Regions from separate parts of the Homo sapiens genome. Here region 1 is linked to region 2. The links are chromatin loops, found by intact Hi-C in ENCODE. Cell type or tissue: pancreas. All regions are shown on one strand.

Evidence for each region. A loop is a pair of places that touch in the nucleus more often than their neighbours do. Peaks named below come from ENCODE experiments on the same cell type or tissue, not always from the same donor. Only the 100,000 strongest peaks of a DNase experiment are listed, where the experiment ranks them.
Region 1: a loop joins it to region 2, with 5 times the contacts of the local background. A loop is called at or near these places in 64 of 110 quality-filtered maps.

Annotation. Positions count from the first base shown.
Region 1 is chr15:52,787,575-52,795,574 of GRCh38, forward strand. ONECUT1 (one cut homeobox 1) reads right to left here and starts at 2,762. Exons shown (of 2, transcript NM_004498.4): 1 at 1,206-2,762. The coding sequence starts at 2,310. LOC105370824 (a long non-coding RNA gene) reads left to right here and starts at 2,856. Exons shown (of 2, transcript XR_001751550.2): 1 at 2,856-5,115; 2 at 6,777-7,832. RefSeq lists enhancers at 2,758-3,052, 3,049-3,817, 3,818-4,585, 6,842-7,539, 7,540-8,000 and a silencer at 2,800-2,869. In pancreas, a CTCF peak has its summit at 3,750; DNase peaks (open chromatin) are centred at 1,657, 2,177, 2,887, 3,657 and 3 weaker places; H3K4me3 peaks cover 3,787 bases; H3K27ac peaks cover 4,168 bases.
Region 2 is chr15:53,194,298-53,202,297 of GRCh38, forward strand. The region is part of intron 5 of LOC107983981 (a long non-coding RNA gene); the gene reads left to right. Among named protein-coding and RNA genes, the nearest start is that of LINC02490, 82 kb to the left of the region's middle. In pancreas, a CTCF peak has its summit at 3,221; a DNase peak (open chromatin) is centred at 3,254.

The sequences.
Region 1 (8,000 bases), 410 kb before region 2:
TTTTCTCTTCGCCAAGGCTCAGGCCTGGGCGCTGGGCTGAGATGGAGGTGGAGGTGGGGGGTGGGGGAGTGGGGGGGGAGGGGGCATGGACCAGGAGTCAATCAACTTGGCAACCGCCGGCCGGATCTCATCAAACCCAGGCCACCCTCCGCTGTCCTTAGCTCTACCTCCCCTCATGTTCTCTACCCTCAAGGGTCGCCGAATCCTCCTGAAATCCCCGGTGGGGTTCGGGCTGGGCTCAGCTTTCTTCTCTGCCTATCCGCGGTCTCGGGGAGCCAGGCGCGGTGTCTGCGCTGCGCCAAGGAGAGCTTCCAGCTGAACTCAGAAACACCTGGGGCTTGGGGTTTCGGGCAGGAGACCTCTGCTCCTAGACTTGGGGGTCATTTACACACTCTCATCCCCAAACCCCCCTCCCGCACGGGGATTCAGACGAAAATCGCGAAGAGGAATAATAAAACAAAATGCAAAGTCCTCAGGGAGTCGGCAGCGGAGTCGGTCCCAGGACATGGCTATTGCTTTGCAGCTCTCACTGGGACCTTGGGACGGTCAGCCTCCCTCTCCTTTCCACAGCCAATTCCATGCGCAGAGAGCGTCCTAACCCTTACAACTCGTCTGTGCTACACACCCACCGCCCAATGGCTCTGAAACTTTTTGCCCATACTCTTAGATTGAGGTCACCCCAGCCAGCGCCAAAAGAATGAGCGCGGGAGGGGGTCACAGCAGCCAGTTCGGCCAAACATCGACGCTGCTCCGGCACGCTCCAGCCCAGCGCCTGGGATGTGTCAGAGGTACCTGCGAGGAACATTTGCGTGCGATTCCACGCACGCGTTGCATCCCTCTTCCCAAACCCGGATCGCTGAACTGAGAGGTGGCGCAGAGTGTCTCACCAGGTGCGGGGATTTCTCTCCGCCTCAGGCCGTACGAGCTTCCCTCGCTGTCCCTGAGCGCAAATGAGCCTCTTCAGTCGCCGAGGCCCGGCCGCTTAGCTCTCGGAGCCTTCCACAGCCCAACACCCTGAGCCCTGGAGTAGGCAATTTGCTCCCACAGCCCTGTGCTGGCCCTTCCAGGCACAGGGAGTCCCCCTTCTAGGGGTAGGGGCGGGCGGGATGAAGCGCACCCAGCCCTCTCTCCTACCCTTCCTCCTTTGGTCCCTTCGGCTTTCGTGTACCTTATCTCCCGCGCGCCCAGCTCCTTGGCCGGCTCACCTGCTAAGCGGAGCGCGGACATGCGCTGGAACTCCGGCTCCTGCAGCCACTTCCACATCCTCCGGAAGGTCTCCCGGCCGGATTTGAGTTTGCTCCAGGGTTTGGGGTTGCGCAGCAGGTCCGAGAGGGTCCCCTGGGAGCGGCAGAGCACCCTCTGCGCGAAGATGGCCTGTGGGATGCTGTAGCGCTTGAGCTCGGTGGTGATACGCTGCGCCACCTCTTTGGTATTGATCTCTTCCATCTGCCCTGAATTACTTCCATTGCTGACCTGCGCGCCGGTCACCGAAGGGTTGGGCTCCCGGGCTGTGCCCAGGAGTTGCCCGTGGCCCTGGGCGTTCAGGTGGGCGTGGGGATGGTGCGGAGGAAGGCCGTTGATGGGCACCATGCCGGCCGAGGTGGGCGTGAGGTGCTGCTCCCCGTGGCGGCCGAGCATGGCCGGGTGGTGGGCTTCGAAGCCGTTGGGGGTGAGCATCTTGTCGGTGGGCATGGCGGCCCCCGGGTGGGCATAGTGGGGGAGCCCTTGCTGGGAGTTGTGGATGCTGCCCAGACCGGAGCTGGAGAGGGGCGAGAGGCTCTGGCCCATGCCGGCCACGTCCTTGTGGTAGGGGGTATAGAGGTTATTCATGGAGGCCAGCCCGCGCTCATCCCGCATGAGCGTGAAGCTACCGCTCACGTTGCCCGCCAGGCGCTGGTGGTGGTGCGGGTGGTGGTGGTGATGGTGGTGGTGGTGATGGTGGGGGAACTTGTCCGAGACTGTGGAGATGGGAGGCAGCGGCTGCAGAGGGGTCAAGGTGGTGTAGGTGGTGGGCATGCTCATACCTGGGGGAGTCTCGCAGGCCATGGTCATGGTGGGATGCAGGGGGCCGGCCAGGCTGTGCTCAGGGGCCCGGTGGTGGTGGTGGTAATCTCCGCCGCCGCTGCCGCCGTCCAGCAGGGACGCCATGCCCATGGAGCGCGGGTGCGCGGGGGGCAGGTGGCTGCCGCGGTGCGCCACGGAGCTGCGCGCGTGGGGGCTGCCGCCCAGCAGGTCGGCAGGGGCGGGCACCGGCTCATGGCTCACCCCGTGCAGCTCGCCGATCGCTTCCATGGTCAGCTGCGCGTTCATCGTGATCCGGGCGAGCAGGCGGCGGACACAACATCGATGTGGCCAGGCAGAGGCGGCGAGGGGCGCACGGAGTCCGGTCTTCACATCGGCTGCTGGCGACTGTTGCCTTCCTTCCTCTCACTGTGGGGCTCTGTCTCTCTCTCTCTCTCTCTCCGTGTGTGTGTGTCCGTGTGTGCGTGTGCGTGTGTGTGTGTGTGTGTGTCTCGCCTTCCCTCTTACCCCCCACCTTCCCCTCTGCGTCCTCGGCTTTTTTTTTTTTAATATTAATTTCCAAAGAGGATCCGCGCCGTTGGGAGAGCGCAGTGCCCCAGCCCGCCCGCCTCGGCCACCTCTCGCCCCTCTCTTTCTTAAAATTCTGAGGTCTCCGGCTCCCCTGCCGCGGCCCGCGCGCCTGCCGCGTCTGCTGCCTGCCCGCCCCGCTGGCCAGCTTGAGCCATGGCTCTGTTACTGTTACAGACTCTGTGGCCGCGGTTCGGTAGCCGCCGCCGCCGCCGCCGCAGCGGCCCGCCCTCACGCCCGCCAGGCGCAGCGCGCATGCGCGAGGCCCGCCCCCGCCCCCTAGGTCGCGGCGCGCCAGGCCCTTGGCGTCCCGGTACAAATGAAGGAGGGGGCCCAGCGCCTTCCCTGCGGCGCTGGATGGCCAGGGAGCTGCGGGCACGTGCGAAAGATTGGCGCAGAGCGCGACCTGGGGCCGCCGCTGCAATCCCAGGAGACTCGCGCCTGGCTCGCTCGCCTCCCTTGCTTGAGTGGGCTCTGTCCTCCCAGCCCGGGGACGCTCGTGTCGGGCTTCTAGCGGCTGGAGTGCTGTGCTTGGAGACATCGCCCCTCTCTCTCCAGTTGCTGCTTCCCGGTGCAGCTTGCCCGGGGAGCTGGGGACTGTGTCATCACCCCTTCGGCTCTAGCCCACTAAGCTTTATTTCCCGGGGGGCTGCTGGGAGTGCGCTTTCCCACCCTTGAATTCACGGCCTATTGGGGGATGGGGGTTGGGGTGGGGTGGGGTGCAGATTGCTTAAAGGGCTGGGTCCGTTTGGCGGCCGTTGACCCGGCACCCTTCGTCCTCCCAGATACATACTTGCCCACCCTTTCTCATCCATGCCCTGGGGAGAGGAGTAATCAGTGCCAAGAATCCCAGTTCGGGCCATACCTCACTGTCCCCCGCCGCCTGGCTCCTTCTCCCGCTCAGCTCATAATTAAGGCTGTGCGTCCGCTTCGCCGATGACTCGGCCTGTGGAGGGGGGCGAGGGAGAGCGGAGGGAGTGCCCTGGAGGGTACCCATGTTAACTTCCGGGTGCTGGTGGGGCCGTGGAGGCTCGGGCCGTCCCTGCGGTTACTCCCAAGGCCCTCCTGCTAAAGCACCCGGAGGCGGTTGCTTTCCAGAAGTACTGACGCAGACAGGGTGGACGCCGGCGCGCGGGTCTCCGCTTGGCCCCTAGGGACGCCCTTTTCCCGGCGTCCCCGAGAGACGCCTCCAGATTTGAAAATCAATTCAGCTTCGGGAGTAATTTCGCCCTTCCCACAGTCACGCTCCAATCTGGAATCGAACCTGGTCTTTGGGCCTGGTGGGGACGTGTGCGGAGGCCCCCAGTTTGAGACGTACACCCGGCCGCCACATGCCGCGGCTTTCTTTCATTTACAAAAGAAAGAAAAAAAATCCGCAACAAAAGGCAGAGCCGTGTCCGCTTAGGTGCTTTCATCCCTCAGAGAAAGGACAGATGTGCCCATTGTCCAGCCCGTGGCAGTTATGGCCGGGTCAGCGCCGAGCCTCAGCCCCAGGCAAGCGGTGGTTACAATGAGAATAGCCTCTCAGAGCCGGGGTATCTGGACTCAGATATGGAATAAAGTGTGTGTAGCCTGTGCTGGGCCAGACTCAGACTGTAGGTTTGCTTGCTGGGGCACCGAACTGCAGCCCACCCGTGGTGTTTCCACTGCAAATGCTCCCAAGCCCTTAGAGAGGCCAAGGCTGTGGTAGTGGTGGTAGTTGGGTTTCCAAGGCAAAAGTTTGGGCTGGCCAACCCTTTGGGAAAAGTTCCCACCGGCCCAGGCATGAGTAGGCCTATCTCTTTGCCCAGGTCCCTGCTACCACCAGGGCAACATCCTAATCCAGGTAGGTCAAGTTCAGTGGATACAGTCAACGTGACTTCCTTGAAGGCGGCCATGTCCTGGGACTGGTTAATCTAGCTGGTTTTATCACCAGAGGCACTCCCATCCTGTCCAAACAATGCATATGGAGGCCCTGCAAATAATTCATCTCAATGGATTTCATGTCTACTTTCATAATGAACAGTTAGGAATTTAGGAACCCCCAGAGAAGAAAAGATATTTTAGGGAAAATACACTGATGTAAAGGAACTCAGAAAACACGATTAACTCTTTAAACTTGTATCTATATCTACCTATTCATACACGCATACACACAAGCACAAAACATATATTTCCTGCCTAGTATATTACAGTACCTTGGTGGAAAGCTGCATCTTTGGTTTTTAATTGTTTCCATTCTCATTTCCTACAGCATGAGACCAAACAATGGGTTAAAGTAGCAGGGAGTCTTTCAGCTAAACAGTTGTCCCCCCGCCCCCGCCCCAATATTTTAATCCCGCTGAAGTGATTGATTTGCCCTTATGACAACTATCTTCCCAAAAGGCAGTTTGTTAAAAGAAAGAAAGAAGTAAATACCACCAAGTGCACAAATTGTTCATGGTTTTCTCTTTGTGTAGCTAATTAGGAACTTGATCTTGGAAACCCTCCTTCATGAGAGGCACTCAGCTGAGCCTCTGGAGTCCACCTGAATAAGGCTGGCATCAGGTGAGCTCAACTTCCCCTCTCCCCCAAGGGCATTTATGAAAAGGGGGGCTGGCTCTGTGTTGGTCCCTAAAGAAGGAGCCAACGAAAAGACCTGGAGAAGCACCATATGTGTTGGCTTGCTCAGTAATTTTTGATTTTTTTCTAAAACATTAAAATATTGTATGTGCAGGATTTGCTTTGGTTTGCAAATCTCCCTAATCTTTCTTGGCTATTCACACCATTTATCTAACCATTGTTCTCCCGTAATTGACTGAGTTGCAGTGGTTTCTCAGTCAGAAACAACATATTACTGTGTTCTTATTTGACCTCTCAAAATTTTTCTTCTTACTAAGGAAGTGACGGGTAGGAAGAATGCTCTTCTTAGGCCTAGTTAAGGTGAATTTGCATGTGTGGAGGGAGGACGGGCACTAGAGAGATTGTTAACTGCTGGAAGGCTGGGACTACTTTCTGTCGTTTTGTCCCTCTCCTTCTTTCCCCCTTCCAGTGCCCAGAACAGAGCCTGGCACCCATTAGGTACACTATGGGGATTGAAGGAATTAAGAGTCCACAGAGGAGTCCCTGGAAACTTGGTAGGTGTAGGTCAATGTGTGTGATTGAGGAGGAGGACTTATTTTTAGCTGCTTAGATTTTGAGTAGCTGCAGGAAATTTAAAGAAAAAAATAGTGTCAATCACTAGCAGAAAATTACATAATGTATATATGTAAGAAAAAAGGAAATAAGACTATGACTGGATGCTTGTTGCTGACAATATTTTCAGAGTGAAAACAAGGAACTTAGGATGTTTATTTTGTAAATGTCAGGAGAAGAACCTGGGATATGAGATGGACAGGGGCAATCCTTCTTTTGCTAGGTAGGCTAGAGCTTACCACGCTGCCCTACCAGGTTCAGCAAAGAAAAAGCGCAAAGAGAATAAAACCATTCCTCCAAATACTGGCCACATGAGCTTCTCTGAAAACCTTCCATTGGTTTCAGAATTAATGCTTTAATTATTTTTGTGAGTAGTAGAGGCGTAACGTATGGCCCAGTCCCAGTTCTCAGGACCATTCCAAAGAAATGTTTCTAGCTCCTCCGAACCATGAAATGTCTACTTCCCATTTTTTGGACTCACAAAGAGCGAGATCCTGGGTGTCAGGGCAAATTCCTCCACCCAGGGATCCAGGGGGAGGCTGGCTCCTTGGCTAGAGCCCCAGGGCATATTCACTGGCATTTCTGATGCCTGTAGCTAGTCTAACATTAAACTTGTGGGGAGGAACCATTTCTTTGGTATCTGGCTACAGTAGAGCACTAGATAGCTGGAGAGTGAAAGACTTGGTCCTGGGTGCTTCCTGGCAAGCTCTCCTGTTCCACTTCTAGAGAAATTTTATTCAGAAAATTGCTGCAGGCTTAGAGTAGAACACCAAGAAATTCAGAATGGGGTGGCCTGGTGACTCACTATTGAAAACCATTAAAAAAAAATCACTCAATGACTTCTCTCCACTCTCTGGGGACCAAGGAAGTGGTAACTAATTATGGTAGCCCCTTGCTTCAATCTTTGATACTCTGTTTAGCGTATCATTTTATTCATATGTTCGGTAACATTTTTCTTTCTCAAATTACAGTTTTTGCCCAAGAAAATATTTTTAAATTGGGCTTTTTTTTTTTTTTTTTTTTTTTTTTTGCAGTTTCCTCTGTTTTATCTACTTCTTGCCCTTCCATATCCCAAAGAGAAGATGCTCTGTCAAAGGGCTGTCAGCTGGTGCCATCCGCAACTAACTCCACGTTCTGGGAGTTGCCGAGGGCTGCCTGGGCGGCCATCCCAGGACACCAGACCACTCGGCTCGTATCTCTGGTTACTTCCTGCGCTGGGGAAAAAAGAACACGCTTGCTCTCCTGGGTCCTCGGGTAAACTACAGGCGGCTTCTCCTGGGTTGGAATCCGTTTTGGCGGTCGCCTAATTCCGCGAGGGCTTTTTCACGGCTTCAAGCCAAGAGCGCTGAAGGGAGGAAAGGTATACTGATGCCGTAGGGCTGAGGGAGGGATTCCAGGCTCCTGGGGTGTTCTTCTGCAGCAGGACCCCTCGCTGGCCGCTGCCAGCCCACTTCCGGAGGAGTTGGCCTCGTCTAGCCAACAGTTCAGTGGGATTTCTTTCTTGGACATAACTTCATATCATTGAAATAGTCTACAAAAGACACCAGCTCAAGCCGCGAGGGCGTTGAATTGTCCGGATTTGGGGTGGCGGTTAATGCTCCTCTTCTGGTGCCTCCCCCGCTGGGGCCCTGCATTCCATTAGCCCCGCGCTGGGGTAGAGATGCCAAGTTTAGGGGCTGGAGAGGACAAGGGGAAGGACGAGAGAACTCTTGCACCGACGGATGTAGTTCCAAGCGACCCGAAATGAGGAAAACCCAGAAGGGGCGGACGGAGGGCAAAGTCGGCCCAGGACGATCTTCAGGCGCACCATTCTCTCGCCCTGGAGGGACAGGGAAGGGCGGAAGCGGAGGGTGGCTGTCCAGCCGGGAGCCTCTGATCCACGGGGCTTGGACCAGCCACCCCACCCGAGGGCGGCTGAGGACTGGGCGGCCGAGCTCGCGGCCCACTTAGCTAATGCCGGGTAATGCCGACCCCGGCCCAAGAGCAGCAGCTGCACTTGGGAAGGAAAACTCTTTAAACAAATCATTTTGGTGTCTAATCAATTAGTGTTTGCGCAGTCAAGTACCGTAGATTTAACAGAATAATCGTTACTGCCCTTGTCTTTATTTGACCCGCAGACACCTAGAAGATTTAAAAATGAAACGCCGGTGTTCCGGGCTCCCCACCCGTTGCCTTCGACTCCCTCCGGGGCCTGCTAGGCCAGGTCGGGGCTTTTGCTTTCTCCAGGCCTAATCTCCTCTTTGCCTCCCTCTTCAACC
Region 2 (8,000 bases):
CACCAAGCACATCATCAAGGGCAGGTCCAAGTGCCCATAATTTCTCCAATAATCCAGGGGACAAAACCCCTTTTGGTCTGGTGGCACAAAGAGCTAGATGGTCTATTTTGCTATGGCAGGCCTCATTTCATTAGAGATAAGATGACTTAGAGTAGGAACCGAGCTTGGAGTCCTTTGACTACCTAATTTTCTTAAGCCATGATTGAGATGAATCAGGAGGAAATCAAACCATTCTTTAGTAAATATGGGCCCACCAGAATAGCTGTATGGAAAAGGCAAGCTGCTACATGTGTTGTATGTAAGTGATGTAGATTGCCTCCAAAATCTGCTGAAATTAGTCAGAAATGTGACAGATACTTAGGTTGTGTAGGTGAGGTGGAGTTATGAATGAATGAGGCAGATATTCCATTGTGGTTTGAGAAGATAACTTCTAGCCCATGTATTTGTACATTTACTTATAATGAGTTTTTTAGTCTTGGGAACATTTGTGTAAAATTATGGTACACACATACACACACACACACACACACACACACACACACACACACACACACAAAAGAAATCTTTCTTTTGACACCTAAGAAAGAGTCCCAAATCACAGATGTTGAATTACTGGAATTTCACTTGGCAAGGCATATGTCTGAATCATTTGAGTCCAAAGATAGGATTAAATTGCTCAAGTTTTCTTTGAACAAAAAGAGAGCCATGATAATTTTACTTATATATTTATGTTTTGCAAACAACAACAACAACAACGACGAAAAACAAATGTAATTTAGTAACACTCTAAAAGGTATGATTTTTTTGGGGTACAAATTACCAGGACTGCCAAGTAACTGCCTCATTCTCCACTTTACCTGTCTTGGGAACCCACTTAACATTTTCAGTGCAATAAGATCTATTAATCTTGACAGACTTCAGTCTGAGTTGATTCTACACCCTAGATCCCTTTGCTTGAACAGGTTTTTGTTTTGGTTTTGGTTCCATGAAGTTTTTTTGGACTTACGCACCAAAGCATCCTTGCACAAATCAGTCCTTCACTTCCTTCCCAGGCATGGATCAGAATGAGTTTTGATACAGTGGGGAATCTTTGGCTAACTCCACTAAGTAGGTGCCATCTTTGAGCTGCAGACCAACAGAAACATGGCCTAGAGAAAATGAGTTCATGGTTTGATCCAGTCTTCAGTCTCTATTACACATGCCTTACAGCTACTGGCAACTGCAAAAGAGAAATCCTGCCCATTTGGTAAAAAATTTACCTGAACATGAATCCACTGTAGGGCCTACCTCTGTGGGCAGTGACAGGAAGAAAGGCAGCCAGACTATCCATTCCTGACAATTCTGTCTACAGATTCCTAGGGACATCTTGCTGGGGAAATTGCTCACCAGTGAATATTTGTTATCAAAGATTTTTAAACAGAAAGAATAAAAAAGCAGGCTGTGAAGTGTTTGCTTGTGTACTGAGATTCATGAGATAGAGAGGCAAGACATGAAAAACGTATTTTGTATCTATATAAGAAGTAACCAGTTTTGTGAGGAACTCTTTGAGGAACTGAGAAGTGAAAAACTCTTCAGTTAGAAAGGTGTTTTATTACATTTGTCTAAAACATCTCTTAGGCACTATAATAACGCACACTGAGTAAGGCTGCCTTTAAAAAAATCTAGAGTTGTCAACTTTTCTTGTCTATTGTAATTTAATGGCATTTAAATTTCTACTTTTATCAAAATTCATCTATAATGATTGTATAGGATCATAACTTAAAATTATTTTAAAGAACCCGGACATTTTCATTTTCTTGGCTTGGAGGATACTTTGCATTTTAGGGATCTCCGTAATTTTTTCCTTAAAAGAATTTGCAGTTCTTTTATTCAAGTAAGAAACACTTCTAAGCCTCTCTATTTTGCACTATAGGAAAAACTGAAATGCATTCTAGTGTCCACCCCACCCTCCCCCACAGCCCGAGTCACTTCGTGGGCCTCATATCTCTTAAACCACCTGCTAATCATAACAATTGCTAATTTGAGCCCTTTTTAGTCACTTCTGGTGACAATGACAATGCCATCTAGTTTGCAATGGCCATGTGGTCAGTCCCCCACCCATCCTAGCAGGCTGCTGCTGTGCCTTTAGCTGGGGTCTCCATTGTTCTCCCGGCCTCTGCTGACCATAAGCAATTCCTTCTTCCCTAATCTCAGGGGATCTGCTTCTTGCACAATGGGGGCAGGGCCATTTGCTTTGTGTGCAAGATAATCTTCCACAGAATTTTTCACGTATGCACACATACACGTTAAAAAAATGACCTCTTTGGATGTGGGAGGATATATATCTATATATAGGTACACACATATTAATACATGCACAGAAACATTTTTGTGTTAGCAATAACGATCTCTTATCAGTCCTGCCTTACACCTAGAGAATTACTTTAAAAATCTGGTAGCCGAGATATTTGCAAGTCTCTCAGTAATATCTTTTAATATTAATTATTTGGGTTTCTTTATGCCTTTTAAAAATTTTGTGATTCTTTTCTTCTTAGACATGATAATGTCTAAGTTCTTCTTCACCTTAAGCGGCTGGAAGCCCCTGCATATCCTGCCCAAGCCTCAGGAAAGCATATTGGGAATGAATGTGAGACGGAGGTAGATGCGTGTCCGTGGCCTGGATGGATGATTGGAATTGAGGAAGAATTGATCATCTAAACTCGGCAGGGCTGCGCTCTACTCGGGAGCGTCTCTTGGCTGAATAGCAGATAAAATTTACTGGATTTCCATGTCTGAACCTTTGCGATCGCACTCTGTACTCCACTTTGATGGATTTAAAGCTGGTCATTATGATACATGGCAAGTTGTAGCAGGAATAAAAGCGGGTCCTTTCAACCAGCCATTTTAATCAGGAAACAGTGTTACTCTGGCATCATTAAAGCTTGCCATATGCCATAGAAAGGGGTGAAACATACACTTGACTTTTAGGGCAGATTAAAAAAAAGTTTGATTTTACGGGGAGGCAGGGAAGAAGCAACCCAATAATATATTTAAAAATATTTATCTGTCTCAGTAAGCAGGGCGAATTTTTAAAAAGCCCCCTTTAGAATTGTGTCTCTCCTTTCCCCTAAAATGTTGAAGCGAATTAAAAAGAAAAAAGCTCCGCTGCGTCATTTCGGTTTTGTTGGGAGCGGCGAGGCTCCGGGGCTGCTGAGCACATCGAGAGCGCCCCCTAGGCGCTGGCACGTGGCTCTGCAGGAGGAAGCCACCGGTCGATCATCCCTGCGTTTGTCAGGCGCCCAAACCCACACACAAAGCCCTGGCACAGGCGGCGACGCGGCCTCTCTCCGCCCCCTGTCTGAGGAGGGACTCGGAAATGTCTCCACTTGTTTCAGAAATTTCCCATCGAGGCAGCACTGGGTACTCTTTTTGTGTGTACTTATGACAAAAATGCTTTGGAGAGTGATGGTGAAATTAAAGTTAAACGTGTAGCAGTCCAGATTGGTGTCCCCATTAAGGCTTAGGGCACAGATTCTGTGCCTCCGGTGCTCTGGGATTTGACTGGCCCTGCCTCATTTAGGTGGGAGCGTCCACTCTGGATATCTTGGTGGGGGCAAGGTTGTCTCTACTCTGCAAAAAGGATGAATGCCTCTTTAGACTTCTAATCTGACACTGAAGGAAGCCACCTGAGAATAAAAAAAAGACACTGAATTTAGAGACCAAAGACTCCAATTTTCACCCTGGCTCTCTTGCTTAAATGCTGTGTGACTTTGGACAAATCACTCCACTTCTCTGAGCTTCAGAGTGGTTGCTCCATAAAAGGAAGGGATTTGATCAGACATTTTCAGTGTTTATGCCCAGTTATAAAGCATGTCTTAACTTTAACACTGAACACGTTTGCTTTAAAGTGTGTCCATCAAGCCAACACAACACTTCATAGAAGTCTCGAAAGATCTAAATTGGTTAAAAAGAACAGAGTGCATTTGTTTTGGGGGGCGATGTGTATTGGCTGCAGCCAGCAAAATGTCAATTCAATGGACTCTGTGGCATCTTCATAACCAACCTGAATTCCTATTTGATGTTAGTTACTCTTCAAAGGTGAGCCAGTTGTCCAAACTGAGCAATGTTCCCCTCATTCTGACCGTCGCTTTCTGGCCACATTGATCCAAATGGTGGTGTTCTCATCGTCTTGATCATCCCCACTGGCTGGCCACCCAATCACTGATGGATAAGTGTTTCTGCATTCACAGGATCACCTGTGGGCGCTTCCCTGGGTTGGCAGCCCCTGGAATCACTTTTCCTTGAGACCAGCTCATCTGCAGGTGCTTGTTTATAAAGGTGCCAGGGAAAGACTTGTTTTTGTGTGAAAGCTGCTCTGATGTGAGCAGTTGAAGGAGATGGACCTATGTTCCTGCCTGAGTAGGGATAACAGGAAAGTTACACAGGGGTAAGGCCTGTGATAGGGGCTGAGGATGCAGACCATAGATATTGGGACGCAGGTGCCAATGTAAGGGCAGAGCCCAATGCCTCAACAAGATGAGCACTCTGGGCTTTTGGAAAAGCCACATAGACACTTACCCACTCAAGGGTGGTAATTTGTGTCTATCAATAATAATGATGGTACTACTGATTACTTTTTCTTTCTCAGTTAAAACTCTGCTCTCTTTAGCCTCTGTGCATTTGACCAAGTAGTTCACTTACCTGAAAACCCTCTTTGAATTTGTCCAGTTGGCAATATCCCAGATTAAAAGCTTCTGTGCCAACCAGGTACTCCGAGCTCCTGAAGCATCCTCTGATATTGCAATATTTTTGTTATGTGATCAGCACTGATAGTTAGCTGGTATACACTGGTGTGGCCCCACAGTTGTTAAAATATCAAAGTGTTTATGTTCTGGCTAGTAAACAGCTACAGCCCAGGCCCAAAGAATGCCTCCCATTTCCCTCCTCCAGCCCTCTCCTAGTCTTCCCAAATTTCAGCAACTCAGCAGTTAAGACTTGCCCATCAGAGACGGGACCTCTGGGACTCAATGTTGTGTCCAGCCTCTGTTGACTGGTTGGTGCCTGAATCTTACAGCCTTTTAATTATAATTATTCTCTTAATTGCTTCCACTATAGAATGTGAGTCTTATTCCCAGTGCCAAAAATATATAGTGTCTGGAACTATGATGGTTGATGGAATGGACTTTTTGAGCATTCTTTTCTGTACCAGATTCCAGGCTAGGGGATTTGCATACATGACAGGAAGTCAGCAGTAGTATTATTCTCCATTTCATTCTCATTGTTGGAGAAGATTCAAGGAAGGATATAATTTCCTGTCCAGTAACCAAATCTTACGTTGCAGAAAGTAAAGTTGAATTGTCCTAGAAGAAGAGGCGCTCCAAAAGGTGAAGGGAAAGAAATAGTTTGACCATGTGTGTGGGTGATTAGGGGTATGCGTTGGGGGGTGAGTAGCAAATGGTCATGCCCTACTGGCATGCAACATCCAAGTGGGGCAGGCTTTCCAATGAGTACTACCTTGATGTTAGAAGGTGGGTGGATGGTGATGATGATTAGACTCTAAGCACTATGGCTTTTGTGGTGAGCAATCTGGGTGTCCTCACTTTGTACAGAGGAAGGAAATCCTACTGCCTTTAACTGTCTTACATGGTTTTGGGCAATGACATTCAGAGGTGATGATGATGGGCCAGGGTTGAAGCTCTGCTTCTGTTTTCTGATGCCACAAACACCCCATATTCTTTTCTAATTCCTTAGAGAGATTGAAGAAAGTGCTCCAAGAATAATAGAGGCTGATTTTTTTTTCCTTTCCACCATAGAGATTAGGGGCTTAGAGCTATATTCAAGATTTGATTTAAAAAATAAAGCAATATGACATCTCTTTTATCAATATAGCAAATTCATGCCAGCACCATGTATTATTTCAAGAAACATGTAATTAGGCTCGAAATCTAGAGCTTTCTTGCAATCATTTTGTTTTGTGCATGTGGGCTTCAGCTTTTATGGCAAGATTTTTGGTTAACTAGTTCTTTAGAGGTAAATTTTAGGTGCACATGGTCCATGCATGTAAAGTTGTCATGTCGTTCTGTATTTTTATATTTTTCTTTTTAAATCTTAAAGCAAATTATTATAAATCCCTTAAGTAACCTCACTTGTTACAGATGTCTCATGAATATCACATCCAAAACCTAGTATCTGATCATGAAACTTGATTTAAAAGCAGCAATTTCTTCGCCATTTCCAGAGAATTACATGTTTAGGGGAAAACAATTTAAACTCAGTGTATTACAGAAGCAAAATAATTCTTTTCAGAACCTTGTGTCAGTCGAGTAGACAATCCTCTTGGTTGGTTGGCTTTTGTTTGGTCCAATTGGACTCAAAATATGAGCATGAGGCTGGGCGTGGTGGCTCACGCCTGTAATCCCAGCACTTTGGGAGGCCGAGGTGGGCAGATCACTTGAGGTCAGGGGTTCCAGACCAGCCTGGCCAACATGGGGAAACCCCGTCTCTACTAAAACTACAAAAATTATCCAGGCGTGGTGGTAGGTGTCTATAATCCCTGTTACTTGGGAGGCTGAGGCAGGAGAGGGAGGGGAAGGTTGGAGTGAGCTGAGATCACAACACTGCACTCCATCCTGGGTGACAGAGTGAGACTCTGTCAAAAGGAAAAAAAAAAAAGCGTGGGTCATGGATATTTGGGGAAGCATGTATGGCTTTAAGTATCATGTTCTCAGAATGGTATTTGGAATTGACAATATCTAGAAAATAAGGTGATAAATTTGGGACAACAAAAACTTTACTTAAATTAATAATACTATATGTCAGAGCGCATAGGAATAATCATGGCGGTTAACTTTATACCCATTTCTCAGATATGGAAACTTATATTCAGGTAGGTTAATTGCTTTTGGATAATGGCACAAGGTTAATGAGAGGAGGGAGGCTGGGACAAAACTGGGCTCCCTATTCTTCTTCTGGTGTAGTGTCACTATACTGAACAGTGTATATAGAAGCCAGGGATCATATTGGGCTGGCAGAAGGGGAAGTGACAAATTGTGGTCAATGTAAGGTCCATGCAAGCCATTGAGCACATTTTCCGGGCATGGGCTCAGGAAGGCAGAAATGTGGGGGATGCAAGACCTAGAACTCATTTCAAACACTAGCTGAATGGTGCTCAGAACACTTGAATTGGCCCAGCATACATGTGATGAAGTGAGCCATACTCATTTCCACACAGGTTCTGTTGCTTCCAGTGAATGCTCATCTCTGTTGCTTGTGTGTTTCTACATTTTCTCATGGGCTCCAGCCATTTCCTCAGATTCTCCACAGAGGGGATTCTAGGCAAGGAAGGAACAGTCTATGTGCAATCCCTGTCCGATGTGAAAGACACAGGGAAGAAACTTGGCCTCGTTAGAGTGCATGGCTGGGGCTGGGGTGCTGCTAGAAGTGCACATGGAGTGGCTACCTGCTCCTCCCTTGTGCTCCTTCTACACATGCTGTTTGTGTCAAAATGGACACAAGTGCAGCATTAGAAGTCAACATGCAGTTACCAGCCCTGGTGTCTGTGAAGGAAGAACTAGGACTCATATTCATCAGCAAATGCAGCTGAATATGGTCACAGCTGTTCTTGGTGTGTCACCTGGCACTTTGGGTTGTAGTTTTATCAACAGAAACAGAAGTTTAGCTACTCAGTGGTAGAACAGAAATTCTGGAGGTCATATGGTGTGGTGAGTGAGGGCACAGTTGTTTTTGGTCACATAGGCCTGCATTCTGGCACATAGTAGCTCTGTGATCTTAGGCAAGTTTCTAAATCTTTTTTTTTTTTTCTCACTTTCCTCCTCTGTAAAATGGGGATAATAGTGACTACATCAGAGAGTTGTTGAGAGGGGAAATGGGAGGATGTATGGAAAGTACTTGGCAATGGGTTTGACATGTAAGTGTTCACCAAAGGGTAGCACCACCATCATCACCATGAGAGTTCAGATTTACTGTGGGACTGGAATTGAGACTAGGAGAAAGGACAAGTT